2 separate regions of the Homo sapiens genome follow, and region 2 is linked to region 1. A link is an interaction called in ENCODE POLR2A ChIA-PET data of the cell type or tissue named here. Cell type or tissue: CD4-positive, alpha-beta T cell. All regions are shown on one strand. Each heading gives the region's core, and the rest is flanking DNA. Links, peaks and the distances in the headings are about the cores only.

Region 1 (2,816 bases), core at 134-2,633:
CATACCTCAAAAAATGGTCTTAGAAAAACAAAAACAACATAAATGATCCCTGGATTACCTTATAAATTACAATTGTTAGGACAAAAAATAGGAAAAGGAAAAGCACAATAAGCATGTAAATCGCCAAAAAACAGATATACATAAATGAAAATAAAATGCTAATAATAATTATAGAATCTGTAATAATAAAAATAATAAAATAGAATAACATGCCGTAACTATAGAAGGAATGATGGACTTAGAAAATCAACAATGGTTGCTAAAACAAGTGAGTGAAAGTTTGATGAGAAACAAGATGCATTCGTGATCTCAGTGTCTCCTTTCAAATTACTTATTAATTACACAGGGAAAAATAATTACAGTGGAGAAATCTGGTAAATAGCACCTTATCCAAGTGATAAAAGTCAATTATCACTCAAAATGAAGCAAACTGGTAGCATGTGTCTCCTGATATGAAGGGCATGGTATCACTCTGTGACATTTCTGCCAAAAAAATGCATAATCTGAATCTAATCATGAAGAAACAGCCATCAAGGCCAAATTGAGGAACATCTATAAAGTAACTGGCCTGTAATCTTCCAGATTGAAAAAGTCAACAAAAGCAAAGGCTAAGGAAATGTTTCTGATTGAAGGAGACTAAGGAGGCATGACCACCAAATGCAATGTGTCTTCCTGGATGGAATCCTGGACTGGAAAACAATTGGCTCTACAGTATATTTTGGGGACTTCTGACAAACATTGAAAATGGACTGTAGATTTGATAATAGATTTGCAACAAAATTAAATATCCTGATTTTTAAAATTATGTTGCAGTTATATAAGGAAATGTCCTTGGTTTCTAAGATATACACACAAAAGTATTAAGGGGTAAAGGCACATGATAACTACAAGTTGCTCTCAAGTGGTTCAAAAAATAATATATACACACATATGTCTATATACATATATAAACATACATAGAGATATGTATACATGCACATGTATACACATGTAAACATACATAGAGCTGTGCATACATGCACATAGAGTTATGTATACATGCACATCACTATGTATGTTTATATATGGAGAGATTATATATATATATTTATATATGAAGAGAGAGAGAGAAAATGACAATGGAAATAGGACAAAATAGGATAAAATAAACAACTGATAACTCCTGGAGTAAAGGGTATACTGGGTAGACCTTGTACCATTTTTGTAACCTCTCTGTATGTTTGACATCATTTCAAAGTAAAAAAGTGACAAAAAACATTCATAAGATTAAACTTGGTTAAACTTGATATCACCAAACACTTGGGAAACTCAATTATTATTCCATACTTGTGTTCTACATGACCATACTGGCTATTCTTGTCTCTGTCTGCTTAGCAATTATAGACAGAGTGCAGATTCATTTCCTCAAATCATAGGTATTTAATTTTGTTGCAATTCTATTATCCTCAGTCTGTTTTCACTGTTTGTCAAATGTTCCCAAAATAAAAATAAGTAAAACAAAAGGAAGCATCCTTGACAGGTTTGGTCATTCTCAGTCCCAGCAGCGAGGAAGAAGGCCCCTAGCTCAGGGGAGGGAAAGGGGAGGGACACCCTAACTCCAGGCAGGGTGTCGAACACAGATGGCAGAGAGGAGGCGATGGGCACCCTCTGGTGGTCTGTGGGGTTTTGAGAAGTGTTGGGTCTAACTTGCCTGGGCAGGGGAGGCACAGAAATCATGGCAGGGGGTTGCAATAGCAACCACAGAAGCTGTACACTCTCCAGAGAGGACGTGAGGGGTGTTTATCTACAGTGCTAGCTGGGTGCTGTTTTGGCAAAGGTGAACAGGCATTCACCAGGCAATGTCACACATGGACACATGACCCATTCTTGCAGATGTTGCCTCTAAAACCAGTCACACTTAAACAGTATTTGTGCCATAATTCAAACAGCTGTTTCACAAAATTACATTATCTTACTTAAAATTTAGCACCTATAGGAATCACTTAATTTGGGGGTTAATCTACTGATCAAAGAGAATGTGCATAGCTAAAATGTAATATTAGTTTGGCCTTAGGCCATGCAATACAAGATTTTCTGATGTTTTCACAACATATTAGTCTCTTATTTTTGTTGAGCAGAAACAAGAATCACGGTCTAGATCATTGTCAATAGGTCAGTTGCTAATATTGTAATCAGTTTAAGTCAGAGTGAACATCAGCTGTAATCAATTGTTGGAGCGGGGGGCTGATTTGTAGCCCAGGGAACAGGAATGTGAGGGAGTATTTTGGGTATCAAGAGATTTTCAAGTGTTCTTGAAAAATAGCTAGTAAATTTCACTTCCTGAAATATACTAATGTTTTTCTAGTTTGCTTCCTTTCACAAGGGATTCAAAGTGATTTACAATAAGACAATGTTAGGTATCTTGGCAGTTAATAATAATAATAGCAGTTTCTCTTTGTCGAGCTCCCAGTATATAGCAGGCACTATGTTATATTGTTTAATTATCTCGGTCACCCTAAGAGATAGGATCATTTTATGAAGAGGATTCAAATCCAGTGCTCTCTGTTTGTCAACCCATCGACACTTAACTATGTGCAGGGCAGCCCACTAGAAACAAGTCATGGAGAAACCCACTGGTGGAGCCCAGAGACTTCTTCTGCACATTAGAACTGTGTCCACTTACTTACCTATGGGAGTGACTTTGATACAGAGCTCATTCGCTGCAGGTTTCCTGCTGCAGACTTACTCCCTATTTAACTGTCATATCATGCATGGAGATTCATTTTATTTTGGCAAGAGCAGTGCATTACAACACATAAATAAGCGTTTCTTTTCTT
Region 2 (2,816 bases), core at 302-2,801, 56 kb before region 1:
GCTATAAACCAGGACATGCAAAAAAAAAAAAAAAAAAAAAAAGACCAGAGTGTGAAGGTCAAATTTTAAAAATCAGTTGCAAAGGCACAATTTCTCCTTTGCAGTGAAATTTGCTCTCAGAAGGAACTTTCATAGAGCAAAATTTTGGTTCCTTGAGTATTTGATATATGGACTTGTTGATTTGGTTTGCAAGAAAATGGGATGGTGTGGCCGAGTGATCTATTGTTAAAATGTTGAAGCTTAATGAGAAAAGGAAAGGGTGGGTTTAATATGTAAATGATGTGATTGTACCACATGATATTATAGTTCATTATATGGAGGAAATGTTTGCAGTTACTGGAATACAGACAAAAGGTTGTAGAATTGGGTTATTATGTGGTAAACGGTGGCATAGATAGGCTGAACTCAAATGACGTTGGTTAGTAGCAGTTAGTTTCATAGAGTCCCTTGTGAATTGTGTTTGGTTTGGGCATGTTAATATTACCTGGTTCTTTCAGAATTATCAATATACTGAAGTGTGTAAGTGTAATCCATGTGGTTAGCTACTTTTGTCTGTTTTATTTATCACTGTACCTCTAGCACTTTCGACAGTATCCGGTACATAATAGATACTCAATAAAAACCTTTTGGAATGAATAAATTAAAATTTTATTGGTTTTATACTTTCATTGTGTTTAGTTCATAGATTTGTTTTTGTTTTATGATTGCATAAGAACTTTATGCTTAAGAACTTTAAACCTAGTTCTACATTGTGCACATTGAAATGAAATTAAGATAGTTAAATTCAACCAGCGTCTGTGAAAGTGTTTATTTTTATTGGTGTGTATATCTTACTTTAGTTTGTCAAGTACTGCAATGGAGCAGGAGTAATCAAGTTACAAACTCTGTGTTGCGTGTGTTAGAGGGGAAGGGAAGTAGAAAGTGAAACAAAAGAAAAGAGAAAAGGAGAGAGCTTAGACATGAAGCCAAGACGATGAACCTCAGGAGTTTCCAGGGACTGACATCATTGCTTCTGTAGTGGGTTAAATATTCCCCACCCCCCGCAAAAGAATGTGAAACCAGAATTGTGAAGGTGACCTTATTTGGAGTAAGAGTTTTTGCCATTGTGATTAAGGCAAGGATCTAGAGATCAAGTCATCCTGGATGAGGAAGGGCCCTAAATTCACTGATGGGTGTCCTCATAAGAGAAAAGGAAGAGACACAGAGAGACACAGAGAGGAAGGCCATGAGAAGAAGAAAGCAGAGGTTGGAGTGATGCATTTACAAGCTCAGAAGCACCAAGAACTATGGGCAGCCACCAGATGCTGGAGGGAGTAGGTCCTCCCTCAGAGCCTCCAGAAGGAACCAACCCTGCTGACGCTTTCACTTCACACTTCTGGCCCCTGGAACTGTAAGGGCATACATTTCTATGGTTCTAAGCTACCACATTTGTGGCAATTACTGCCCTAGGAAGCTAATACAGCAGTGGGATATTGAGATAAACAGAACCCATCCCTAGAACTGATGAAACACTAATATGCTTGCTTATTAATAAATAATTTATTTTGTTATAGAAGTTTTTAAAATATTGTGTCTCCTAAGTGGATTCACATTTGAGAAGCTCTGCACAAAGTCCTTTAAAAACCACCCAGCTCCCACAAAGCAGATTTCTGACACGAAGGACTTTTTCCCTTTGTCCAGAGCCTCAGTTAGTGCCCTACACCCCCACCTCTCCATTGATCACACATTGGCTTGAGTGTGCTCATGCACTCCAGGCAAGGCTCCTCTTTCATTGTTCCTCTCCTTTGAGGTAAAGAAAGAGCAAAATGAGGTGACTGGTTTGCTAAAGGAGCTATTCCAAATGATTATTGCTAACACCCAAACCCAAAGCCAGATACAATCCCATGAGTCATACTTGACTAACATTATAATCGGTTCACGGACTTAATAATTGTCACATTTCCGTGTGTTGTCTTCTAATCATTAATCTCTTTCTGCATGTGAGGAGTACTTTCCAGTGTGGCTGTCCAGAAGTTAAGACTTGAAAAGAGTGTATTTTCTCTTTATAGAAGTTTTAAAATTCAATTTAAAAATATTTCCAAATATGCCCTGAATATCTAAAATATCAAATAATCATTGAATAAGTGCCACATCCATGAGGGTTTTTTTTCTTTTTTTTCCTGGCAGGAAGATACATAAATTAGATCAGCATGGGTCCTGCAATCTTCTTTTGAGAAACCTGTACATTCCTTTCCTGTCACAATGGCTAGAAAAGGCACTTTATATTCCACATCCCAAATAGAGCCTCGGGTTTAGAAATGCTAGTGTTTTCATCTGCTTAAATCAGAGAGGACTCTGAAGGGTGGGGAAGAAGTATTATTTTTCATTTCAACCATTTTAAAGAATTAACTTTCCAGAAGAACTTTTGTTCCTATGATAAACCTAATTAGACCTACTTATTCATTTGAAAAAAAAAAGAAAAAAAAAAACTTGGAAGAGCCAAGAATCTGTCAGCTCCATAATAGTGGTTGACCAAGCTCTGGCATTGAACTCTTGCAAGATTTCTGCAGGGCGAGAGGACTTTTGGAGTGGAAGCAAGTCTTACAAGGAAGCAAACCTGGGGCGACAAGATCTGGGCTTGACTCTGTTGCTAATGTGCTCTGCAGTCAGGGAAGAAAGGTTTCATCTCTGAATTTAATTTATCTGTTAGGATATTTCCCAAAGTGAAACTGCCTTCTCCCCTAACCCAAAGGCAAGTGGACTGTCTTGCAGCAAAGCAGCCCGCAGTGGAGGAGAAGCTTAAGAGATGCCATGCACATATTCCTGAAGCTGGGTGT

The links. ChIA-PET counts read pairs that join two places held together with the same protein. Peaks named below come from ENCODE experiments on the same cell type or tissue, not always from the same donor. Only the 100,000 strongest peaks of a DNase experiment are listed, where the experiment ranks them.
Region 2: POLR2A ChIA-PET joins it to region 1 with 7 read pairs; 2 of 35 experiments call an interaction of 5 or more read pairs at or near these places.

What each region holds. Positions count from the first base shown.
Region 1 is chr4:154,017,216-154,020,031 of GRCh38, forward strand. The region is part of intron 8 of LOC101927947 (a long non-coding RNA gene); the gene reads left to right. Among named protein-coding and RNA genes, the nearest start is that of SFRP2, 230 kb to the left of the region's middle. In CD4-positive, alpha-beta T cell, for the core only: no CTCF peak of the experiment used is centred there; a DNase peak (open chromatin) is centred at 1,646.
Region 2 is chr4:153,961,522-153,964,337 of GRCh38, forward strand. All of the region lies in intron 7 of LOC101927947 (a long non-coding RNA gene), which reads left to right. Among named protein-coding and RNA genes, the nearest start is that of SFRP2, 170 kb to the left of the region's middle. In CD4-positive, alpha-beta T cell, for the core only: no CTCF peak of the experiment used is centred there; no DNase peak of the experiment used is centred there.